Linked DNA regions of Homo sapiens: region 2 is linked to region 1. The links are chromatin loops, found by intact Hi-C in ENCODE. Cell type or tissue: heart right ventricle. All regions are shown on one strand. Links, peaks and the distances in the headings refer to the core of each region. The heading gives the core; the rest is flanking DNA.

The links. Peaks named below come from ENCODE experiments on the same cell type or tissue, not always from the same donor. Only the 100,000 strongest peaks of a DNase experiment are listed, where the experiment ranks them.
Region 2: it touches region 1 in a loop (2.4-fold over the local background); 11 of 110 quality-filtered maps call a loop at or near these places.

Annotation. Positions count from the first base shown.
Region 1 is chr1:219,789,054-219,795,162 of GRCh38, forward strand. LOC105372926 (a long non-coding RNA gene) reads right to left here. Exons shown (of 6, transcript XR_001738473.2): 4 at 2,226-6,109; 5 at 1,295-1,395. Among named protein-coding and RNA genes, the nearest start is that of SLC30A10, 140 kb to the right of the region's middle. RefSeq lists an enhancer at 5,287-5,436. In heart right ventricle, for the core only: no CTCF peak of the experiment used is centred there; a DNase peak (open chromatin) is centred at 3,762.
Region 2 is chr1:219,571,495-219,577,603 of GRCh38, forward strand. No RefSeq gene overlaps it. Among named protein-coding and RNA genes, the nearest start is that of LYPLAL1-AS1, 17 kb to the left of the region's middle. In heart right ventricle, for the core only: no CTCF peak of the experiment used is centred there; no DNase peak of the experiment used is centred there.

The sequences.
Region 1 (6,109 bases), core at 2,270-4,769:
TGAGGATACAGTGGTGAACAAAAGAATAAAAAGTTTCTGCCTCTATGGGATATAATATGTACTAATAGCAAGGCAGTCTTGCCAATAAGGGAAAGGTTTATTCCTCCTCATAGTAACTGTAAGAGACACAATGGTAAATAAGCAGCCCAGAGAGGGAAATGTTCTATTTTGATAGAAGGAAAATGGTCAGTTGTTATGTGTAAGCAAAGTTGTTAGAGAAAAGGAAAGAAAAATATCAATGCAAACTTCTTGTTGTACATCATTTCAATACTCGTTGAGTACCAATTATAGGCCAGGGTTTATGCTAGATGCCAGGGATTGGGAAGTAAAGAAGAATAATGCTATGCTAGAGAAGCTGAGTCTAGTGAGAGGAGAGAAATGTAAATCAAGCATAAATTATTTGACGACTTCTCTGTCTCTTAATTAACCTTTGAATCTCAGACTGTCACAGGATAGATGCCCAATAAGTATTTATAGAATATACTAATAACTGCACTATATTGTTTCCCTCAACCTCAGAAGAAAAGCTACATTAGAAAGGAAGAAATCAGACTGGACATGATGGCTCATGTCTGTAATCCCACCACTTTGGGAGGCCAAGGCCAGAGGATTGCTTGAGGCCAGGAGTTTGAGACCAGCCTGGGTAACATAGCGAGACCCTGTCTCTACAAAAAATTAAAAATTGTCCTGGTGTAGTGACATGCACCTGTGGTCCTAGTTACTGGGGAGCCTGAGGTTGAAGGATCACTTGAGCTCAAGTATGAAGTTATCATGAGCTATGATCACACCATTGCACCCCAGCGTGGAGAGCAGAGTGAGATCCCAATCAAAAAAAAAAAGTTAGCCCATACCCCTACACGCCTTCATACTCTCACCTACTCAGCCTTTGCAAATCAATGCCTAAGGAAGAGACTTCCTATATTACTCCCAGAGTGCATGGTACAGGGCTCAGCAATGAGCAGTCAACTGAAAGATTGAGCTCTGTGGAAGTACAAAGCCCTAACAGCTGTTGAGAGTTTAACTTGAATAATCCATAAGGTGGGATGTTAACCCTAGGGACCAAAATAAAGTCAACAACCTTCCACTTGAAGCATATCCAGTCTACATAGATCACTGCAAGTCCCTGAAGTCTGTGTCAAGGACTTGTGAACATTTCAAGAAACGTCAATACCTCTAGCACTGCCCCTATTTTAAAGAGAAGTAAAGGCAGTATATACATCCAGAAAATATCCAGAAAATAAGTCAAACCAGTGCATTTGTTAAGTCCTGGGGTCTCCTGTGGCCATATTCTCACCTCCAGTTCTGTTCTCAGTCTTCTCGATCCCTCTGTGCTGCTGGGACTCTCTTGGTTTCTCTAATAAGTAAGTAGATCTTTGGGAATGTCCTTGGCAGATTCTGCTTTGGAGAAATTAACAAACTAAATCAAACTGACAAAACATTTAACAACATAACTTAAAGCAAGGTTGTTCTTTCCCTAAGAACAGGGCACCCTCAGCCTCTTCAGGTTTCTAGGTAACATTAGAGGTTCAGAGAATCTCTAGCCTGCAAGCTACCATTTGTGGGGTCTATGGAGAAAATAGAGCACTGATTTCTATACCCAGCTGGACCCGCTTCTTCACCCAATTGGTCTTCAGTGTGTCCCCTCCTGCTCATCCCTCACTCCCTGGCCCCCACTGTTCCATGATAACTGATAAACTGCCAGTGTATTCATACTATTTAAAACAGAGAGTATCTAAAAAGATCACTACAACTTACCAGCCCCTTTTATCCTTGGGCAAATTCCTCTTACTTAGCTAACTGCTTTGTCTGGCCAGAAACAGCTTTGTGAAATATAATCCAAGGTACCATGAAGTTTTATAATCTCTTTCCATTAGATATACAGCCTACCCTATATCTAACCCCAACAGTTGGAAATGATATTAACTGACCTCTGATAAGTATCAGAAACCAGTTGCTTCTCACTACTAATCATCTATTTTTGGAACTGAATGCAAAGGAAACATATGCTCAGTCATGACTGTGACTCTTTAAAACAAAGTCTGTTCATCTTTCATCTTCCCGCATTGCTTGATGATTTTTTTTTTTTTTTTGCTCACCTACTCTGACCCATCACTTTAGCCCTGAAAATTTCAAAAAAAAACATGGGTGGGGGGATTGTTTTTCTTTTCTTCATCCCTTCCCCACCCCAAATCCTTATCCCTGCACAACAGCAAACCACATCTTACCTATGTGGAATGCAGAAGAAATGTTTTCCTTTTGATATTAAAAAGTCCTCCCACCAACTAGGTAAACATTGGCCACATCACAGAGCTGGTATGTTATTGCAGAGCAGAGGGGAGCACAAACCCAGAGTTTTTTCAGGGTCGTGTCGAAAGGAATCTCAGGCTTTGGCTGCAACTCCAGGGAAGAGATGAAAACACTGTGTACACGTGTCAGAATGCCAACTGCAATGGCATGCATGGATTGCTACAGTGACGAGGATTTGATTGAACAATGGGATCTTCTTCACAAGTAGTTTTTGGGATTCCCTCTCCTCTTCCAAGACAGGATCCTGGCTGAGATCAAACACTGTATTCTTGGAGGTTCCAGCAACAACAGGTCGACTTTTGAACAGTGCTGTCAACAGGGCATCATTGCAATCCAGTGCTTTGAGAATTGCTGAACAAAAGCAAAGTGTCAGACTGTGTCACAGGGATCAATCAGTCAAGGACACATCTTCCCCATGTCCTTAGGGGTATGACATTCTCAACTACCACTGTAAAGCAGAAAAGTGGGACCAGAGAAAATTTAAGTGATTATTCTCATTGCACCCAGGTTTCAATATGGACAATTTGTGATGATCTGAGATGAAGTTGTGACGTTGTGAAATGCACCATTGAGCTAATGCAGTTGCACTCCAAGGCTTCACAGAGGGAATGTGGCATGCTGGTCCCATTCTGTGTTTGATTTGCTTGATGGTAATAGGAGAGTTATTTCAACTCTCTTTCTCCATTTCTCCATCCCTTAGGAAAAAAAGATCATTTTAATCCTTCAATAGAGCATCCAAGAGGATTAAGAAATAATAAGGTCTCTATGTGAAAAGTCCTCCATTGTACCCATAGAGATTTCATCGATTATTAATAAAAACACCCCAAGGCTTCCATTTTTCCTTGGATTCTGAGTATGTGGTTACTTTTGTTCATGGCATCCAATGGTAAGTTAATTTTATTAAGAACATTTTTAGAAAGCTACAATGTCAGAAGTTGACACTACTCTCTTTCCAGTCCTCTATTCTTGGTAACATCATTAAACATCAGCTGGCCCCAAAGGCAAGTTGCACCTTTTTTTAATCTAACAGCCATTCTGTGGATAGCATTTGTTTTCCATTGCTGCCAAGGAGACAATCTGGCTCTCATTTCCTTTGAAGAAGAGCCCATTATGATGAGTCAGGTCTACACTGGGAATAATTAGGTCAAATAAATGAGCCCTTCCAGCTGCCTATAGCATCACTCAACACCCCCCTGTTGCAGATGCAGGAGACATTTCTGGAGCAAAAGCAGAGTTTATCTGTTGTGAGTTACCCCTTCCACTTGCCCAAGGGATGCTATCAAAACATATGCAAGGTAATTATGGCTCCTCTCTTTGCATCTGGAAAAGTGAAAACTGATCCATAAAATCGCATGGAGATCTCATTGTCTTTCTGCCCTACCAGAGAAGGCTCCTGCAGCATGAGGAAATAAGAACCAGCTGACAAGCTCGGGCAAGACTCCTGCCTTGTGTCACATTTGCCCTCATGGTCTCCCAGCCACCTTATCCTCAGTTGTCATGTCCACTGGCAGGAGAAAAAGGAAATTCAATGATGTTGGAGTCATGTACCAGCCCTTTTTAGTATTCCACTTGAGCCGATATCTGCAGCTCATCACTCAGGCAAGCATCTGGCCCAGCCACCTCCACAACTCACACTCTCAGGCAGTTTTCTTTTGTGTTCAACATCTCATATACACAATAGGAGACTAATCTGGGGCTGAATTAGAAATACAAACTGCTATCCAAGTTAAAGATCTCCCCTGCGCCGATCTGGGTACCAGAAAGTGGAAAATGAAGATTAAAAACCATATATAGAAAAAGCCTTTCATCCAAGAGTCTCATTACTCAGAGAGAAAAAAGAATCTTCAGTTTTGTTTCTCTCTCTCAACTTTATCAAACCATTTAAAGATTGCTATAATGTAGGAACCCTCATGAGTTGCACCACCGAATTCCACAACCTGGAATTTTATACCTTACATTAACATGGGTCACTGACCTCCTCAAAGGGGCTGATGATGCATTTCAGGCTGGCCAGATCATGTGCCTTTCCCAAGGAATATGTGGTCTTCAAGATCCCATCACTTAACTTTCTAAATCTAAATCACCATTTGAAGCCTCTCGTGCAAGTGGTTTGTCTTGAGTTGTGTTTGCTTTGCTTGCCCAAGGGGTTTTATTACTCTGGGTTACTCTAGCTCCAAAGGAAATGAGAATATCAATATCTACACTCTGTCTTTTAAAAAAAATTAGAGGAATTTGGCCTACATTGCAGTAGTAACTCAGAACAAAAGACTGCTCACCAATCCTTGCTTCCAAGCTGCCTACCCTATAGTGATCACCACATCTCACATCTACCAGGAGGTAAATGATGCCTCAGTAGAACCTCAGGAAGGAGAGGACAGCTGTGAACCTCAAAAATGAGCATATTTGCAAACATTCTGGGGCAGTAGCCTATCAAACAAAGTTTATCACAAAATAGCTTTAATTCAGTCATTGTTGAGTGACTGCTGAATGCAAAGCACTTTTACCATACCTGTTCCACCCTCACTTGTGAGCATCAGCCTTGCTGTCCTTCAGTTTTACAGTAAACCCTGCATCCAGAGGCCTCCCCTCCTCAGACACCATCGTAATTCCTAGTTATGGGAGATAAGGAAGGCTTTCCTTATGGGGCTCAATTTAAACTCTCAATGCTGGCTCACAGACCAGCCCCTACAGATTCCCCTATCTTACCTTCCTCTGACGTGAAATCTTCCAGGTGTAGGTTAAGGAGCCCTAATCCCACATTGCCTATGGATTAACCCAGGAAAGAAGACATCATAACCCTAAATGAAGTACATTAATTTTTTTAATCTGTTGCAGCCTTTAATCAATTTCATTCACTTGCCTTGCCCTAACCTAACTTCCTCTCCTGGGATGTGTCAGCAAGGCTCATTACTAAGAAACGCCAGCGTCACCCACACCACGATCTTGTGACTTCAGCACCTCCGATTCCATGAGCAAACCTCAGCTGTTCCAAAGTGAAAGAGTATTTCACCTCTCCCAAGAGGCTGGGTCCAAATCATGCTACCGACTTCAAAGAGGAGGAGAGATGTGAGGGAAGAAGGAAGATCCCCTCATTGAGGCAGAGGAGCAACCTCAGGTCCTCTGACACCCAGAGGAGGTGCACAGCTACATTTACTCTGGTATCTCCAGACCACAGGTGCAGCACGGCTCACATGTGCAATGAATTCAGCATGTGATTTGGGTAGAGTGTGGGAGTGGATGCTCACACGTGCAGCCACTGAAGCCTGGGCTGTGCTCAGTGAGGCGAGAAGAGGGGAACTGAGGTCTATCAAGATCCATTAATTCATATGATCATTGTCCTAGCTGGTCAGGCTGGATTGAATTCACAGCAGGGTGGCCTCATGGCCCAGGGTAGGGACCACAAAAAGTTTTAATTGCTGATAAAACAAATAGAACAAAACTTTAAAATACAATTTTCTGCTCCCTCAACCCCCGGCCCCACCCCATGTCTTTAACCTGTGATCGAAAGGATATTAAGATCTTGGGTGTATCAACAGTCCAGAGGACAAGAAGGAAAATCCTGGGATGTGAAATATTCTGCAACAAGGAAAGCAACTGGAGAGGCGACTAAATTCACTGCAGCTGTTCTGCCCTCCTCTTTTTTTCTCTCGCTCCCTCTGTCTCTTTCCTGGAAGTCCCCTAGTAAGAAGTAAAAGAGATAATGGCTTTGGAGTGCATGTTTTTCCTGGAATTGGAAGGAATTTTAACAAAGGAGCCCTTCAGAATGAACCCCCCACCCCTGCTTTTCACCTGAAGTAGGACA
Region 2 (6,109 bases), core at 2,077-4,576, 220 kb before region 1:
TTGGCTGTGACAGTTTCTCAGGCTTTCCTTATTTTTGATGACTTTGAAAGTTTTGAGAGTACTGGTTGAGGATTTAATAGAACATGCCCCAATTGGGATTTGTCTGATGTTTTTCTCATAATTAAACGAGTTATGGGTTTTAGAAAAGAAGACCACAGAGGTAAAGTGCCATTTTCATCACATCGTACCAAGGGTACATACTATCGTCATGATTTATGACTGTTGATGCTGACTTTGAACACCAGGCTGAGGTAGTGTTTGTCAGCTTCCTCCACTGTAAAGTTATTCTCCACTCCCTGACCCTTTCTAGACTGTACTCTTTGGAGGGAAAGGCACTATGTACGTCCCACGCTTAAGGAGTAAAGAAGCATGCCCTCCTGTAGAGGCAGAATATCTACATAATTTATTTGAAATTCTTCTGCAAGAGAGATTTGTCTCTTCTCTCTTATTTACGTATTTATTCACACATTTACTTATATCAGTATGGACTCATGAATATTTATTTCATACTCTGCATTATAATTCAACACTCTTATACTTATTTATTTATTTATTTATCTGTGCTCAAAATGTTCCAGCTTTGGCTATTGGGAGCTCTTTGAGTTGGCCTTCCTGTCCTTTTAACATATCCCCCATCAACACAGGGATTTTTGGGATTTTGTTTGATTGGTTTGTTGGCTGGTTAGTTGGTTGGGTTTGGGGTTTTTTAGTATTTCCTTACTTTCTGGCACTACAAGATAGTTCAGCCTCATCTTGTATATAGTTCAGGCTCATCTCCTATATTTTCTATCAAGTTCTAGAATCAGCCTTTTCTCCAAGTAGCCCTGCTACTTTTTCTTAGGAAATGGTATTAGAAACCAAGATCTAGTATAACCCCCAATGCATAGACACTAAAAATAAAAATAAACAAATGGGATTACATTAAACTGAAAACCATCTGCAGGCTGGGTATGGTGGCTCATGCCTATAATCCTAGCATTTTGGGAGGTCAAGACTGCAGTGAGCTGTGATTATACCATTGCATTCCAGCCTGGGTGACAGAGAGGAAGGAAGGAAGGAAGGAAGAAAGGAAGGAGGAAAGCTTCTGCACAGCAAATTAAACTATCAACAAAATGAAGAGACAACCTATGGAATGGGAAAAATATTTGCAAACCATACATCTGGATAAGGGATTAATAGCCAAAATATATTAGGAACTCATATGACTCTACAGTAACAAAATAAATAATCCCACTAAAAATGGGCAAAGTATCTGAATAAACATATTTCAAAAGATTATATACAAATGGCCATATGAATATGTTTTAAAATGCTCAACATCACTAATCATCAGGGAAACACAAATTAAAACCACTACGAGATATCACCTCATACCTGTTAGAATGACTATTATCAAAAAGAGGAAAGATAACAAGTATTAGAAAGGATGTGGGTAAAAGGGAACTCTGCACACTGTTGGGAATGTAAATTATACAGCCATTACAGAAAACAGTATAAAGCTTCCTCAAAAATTAAAAAGAGAAATATCATATGATTTAGTAATCCGACTCCTAGGTATATACCCAAAGGAAAATCAGTATGTTGAAAAAATGTCTGCACTCTTGTGTTCACTGCAACATTATTCACAATAGCCAAGATATGGAATCAACCTAAATGTCAATCAGTGGATGAATGGATTTTTAAAATGTGGTATATATACACAATAGAACACTATTCAGCCTTAAAAAAAAAAGGAAGGCCTGTCATTTGTGACAACATGGATGAACCTGGAGGATATTATTAAATTAAATAATCCAGACACAGAAAGACTCAAACTACATTATCTCACTTATATGTGGAATCTAAAAAAGTTAAACTCATAGAAGCAGCAAGTAGAATGGTGGTTGCCAGAGGCCGAGTGTCTGTGAGAGGGAGGCGATTGGAGAGATGTTAATCAAAGGTCACAAAGTTTCAGTTAAACAGGAGGAATAAATTCAAGAAATCTATTGTACAACATGGTGAATATATTATAGTTAATAGCAATGTATTGTATACTTGAGAATTGCTAAGAGAGTAGATTTTAAGTGTTCTCATCACAAATAGATAAGTGAGGTGATGCATATGTTAATTAGCTTGATTTAACCATTCCACAATGTATACATATTTCAAAACATAATGTTCTATGCCATAAGTATATATAATTCTTATTTGTCAACTAAGTAAGTAAGTAAATAAGTAGAAATGGTCAAAGAGCAGAAGCAGACAATTCACAGGAGAAACAAAGAATGAATGTGGAGAAAAGAAAAAAAAAATAAAAGAAACAAGACCCGAAAAGTAGGTATACTCCTTGCTACTGGGGTGATCTGGCTCTATGTTAAATGTTAATTATGGAATTTTTTAAAAAATTTATTGAACACTCTCTATTTGTCTGGAACTATATTGAACACCCTGCCATGAGTACTATGCTCATGGTTTTTCTTTCATGGGGCTTACATTTTACTGGGGTTTAAGTTTTTTAAAAAGTAGGTAAATTAGTTTATTAGAAAGTAATAAATACTCTTGAAAACTAAAGTCTGGAAGGAGAATGGGAAGGAATGCCGTTTTAAATAGAGTGATCAGAGAAGGCCTCTGCTGAGAATGGTAAGGGGAACTGAAAGAGTCATATGGGTTTTTGGGGTAGAAACATTTCAGGAGAGGAAACAGCTAGTGCAAAGACCCTGAGGCAGGAGCATGCCTAGTATATGCGCAGAACAGAAATGAAACAGGATGTTCCTGGATGAAAAAGAAGAAAGTTATAAAGGGTGAAGTCAGTAAAAGTCATGGCATGATGCTGCAAGGGGTGGGAAGAAGGTACAAATCATGTTGAATAAGTAGGCCATTGTGAGGGCTTTGGCTTTTGCTCTAAGAAATATGGGGGGAAGGGCAATTAAATTAAAGGGTGTAGAGCTTCTTGGCTCATTATAAATGGAAACTGCCATTGAAAATGAATGAATTAAAAAAAATATTTATTTTTAACCTGCACCAAGGATCATGAAAACACTTTTCTATTCCAAACCAAACACACACACACACACACACACAACAAAGAAAAGGTTCTACATTTTTCAACATGGCCATAATAGAAAGTAGTGAGTTCATTTCGAGAAACCCCATGTGTTTCTTTGCCCTGGGATATTTCTGTGAGCTCCTGAAGGCACAGTGGGGAGCCCTCCGAGTGGGGAATTCCAAGGTGCTGTCTTCAAAGATCTAAAAAGCAGCATCCAAAACATTCTCCAAGCTCCTTCAGGGTACTCAGGAAAGAGGTTTCATTAGCAGCCTTATCATTAGAGTGTTTGGTAAACTGATCTAAAGATTAAGAGCTGGTTTTAGTGAGCAAGGGGGGAAAACCCACTTGTAAACGCTAAGTAACTTCTCAGATATGAGAGTAGCTGAGTGCACAAGCGGCAGTTGCTGCCAGCCAGACTTTAACATGCTGTAACTCACATCTCTTATTCCCCCTTTCCTACCTTTGTTCTTTTCCTCTCACCTTGGTAAGACCCCACAGGTTTTGTATTAGGCACTTATAGAGATACCCAATCAACAATTACTGAGAGTTAAAAAGAGTTTGGGGTCCCTGATCTAGAAAAAGCCTTCCATAATTCCTGAAACTAGGATAAACGTCTCCCTCCTCTTCATGCCCTACCTTTGTGTCTCTCCTTGGATGCTCCCGGAGAAGCGCTGGAGCGCTAAGGGAAGAGAGGAAGTCAGACCCATTTTCACTGCTTATGAACTGTGTACCCTTAGTTAACTTACTCAATCTCCTAGCCAGTTGGAAGAAAGGAGCGCATGAAAAATATCTACTTCAAAGGGCTACTGTGTGATTTAAATGAACTAAAAAGTGTAAACTGCCCAGAACATTGCATGACAGTTACTACACTTTCATTAAACTTTCCTTTTCTTCCCTTTCCCTTGTTTTGCTATAGCATAAGGTCTGTGGGTACAACGTCTGTCTTATTTCTGCAACTCTTTCAAAATCTAGCAGTAAACTGCATTAGTAGGAGCTCAATAGCTGTTAGCTGAATTAGAGAATGAATGAAGTTTACAGGATCACCTCATACATGTTTAAGGGAGAATACACACCCACACATCCACTCACATTAGCTTTAAGGGAATCATGGTGAACCTTAATGCACATGTTATTGACTTACTCTGAAGCTTTCTGCAGCTCAGTAATGAGTGTAGGCTCAATAAATGCTGTTGACTGACTGATAGCTCACACTCCAGGAGAGTTGGAGAACCATTAGGTTCAACAGTTACCACCTGTGGTTCCTGAAACTATTGCTTTACTCTACACACAGGAACACTAGGAAAAACTAAACACTCAGATTGCTGTTGTTGTCAAGGACACGTAGATTTTACCCAGAACTCACATTGGGCTGTATTTCTGCCTGATGGTGTACTTTTCAGGTTCTTAATTAAAGGGAAAATTGAATGTGCTTATTGTAAATGGAATGAAGTCAAAATGATGGATGAGCTGCCTTTCAGGGAATTGCCACTCTGCAACGATTTGATTTCTCACTCTTCTAGGAGACTTTCCAAAGGCTGGCTTGGCAGCCTCTAAGAAGTGGTGGAACAGAGACTGCCCAGGACTACCTGAAGCCAGGCTCTCAGTGCTTAGCCACAGGACAAACTTACATCTCTCACTGGATCTGCTGTTTTCATATTGATAACGGACAAAGAAAAGGCATCCCTAAAAGTTAGTCTCAACACACAGCAAGTGGGGCCTCAGAAGAGGGATTGAAAGACTGCAGAGAAAAGCTCAGATGGGCCACATGAAGGCATATTAGTTCTGCAGGCCGTGCTGAGCTACAGCACGGCCTGCACAGACATAATGCTGCCTGCCAAAGAGCACCCTCTCCTAAAGACTTCCCCAGGGTCAAATACTGGCAACTGCATTTGGAACTATGGAAATGTTGACTGTTCTACCATCATGGGAGTCCCTTTGAACTAAATGTGTTTCTTGGGAAAATTCTTAGGAAGTGCTAATTGGAGAGTGGTTAAGCAAAGGAAAGTAGAGGTCCGGCTCGGGGGAAGAGGGAATATACCAGCTAGATATTCTCTTCCCTGGGCTAGACCTGCAGTTAAAAGCAGATCTAGGCTGACAAAGAAGGTCTGAATACCAATCTCTTCTGCCTTGGCCTTACTGACAATCAGAGGGAACCAAAACAGGGTAAAAATGGACCTAGACAGAGAGCCAGGAAGTGTGTGAAGGGAGTTCATTTAGACCAGTCACCTGGGAAGCTTTTTAACTATCCCAATGCCCATGGTCACCTCCGTGAGCAATTAAATGAGATTTCTTGGAGTGGGCCCAAGCATCAGCATTTTTAAAACTCTCTAGGTTACTCCCAAAGGCAGCCAAGTTTGGGAACCAATGCTTCCGACCATCAGCATCCACTGCTGCGGAGAAAAGTCAGGCTCTGCTTGAGCCTCAATCAGCCCCAGGCCCACAACCTCTTTCTATGTTTCTATGTTGCCTGGAGGGCAGAAAGCGGCTGTGAGCGATTTTCTAAGCTATCAATTCAGTATGCATAACCAAAAGGTTAGAGACACATCAGCAGAGGCGATTCTGTTTCAAGAAAAAGGACTTTAAGAATAGAATTAGTCTCTGCTCAGTTTACAAGGACAAAAAGCAACTGCTGCACCACCACCAGTGTGAGCCTCAGATGCCAAAGGTTTGGTAAAGGCTAAGTTTAATTGTTTCTAAGGAGAACAGGAAATATTTATTTAGGATTAGTGGCAGCTGCTCCAGGGGTACAGCTGGGGATGGTGGAAGATATAATTAAGAAAATTGTGTGAGGGAGGTCTGGAAAGCCACCAGAAGGGACAGCAGCCTTGGTAGAAGCTGTTTGCATAGGCTTTTTTGTGTGTGGGCAGCTGAGTGTTAATAGGCACTTCGGAGGAGAAAAAGATAAATATGCAGTCTAATTAGCAGCTGACTTAGGGTTGCAAGATCAAATGCAGGTAGAATCCTATTATAGCCTACACCACAGGTCCTCAAAATTGTTTTGTTGAGTGATTGCATCATAATGAGTACCTGGTAGAAATCATCACTCATATCTCCCTGTATTTTCTCACAATGCTCCCTCACCTA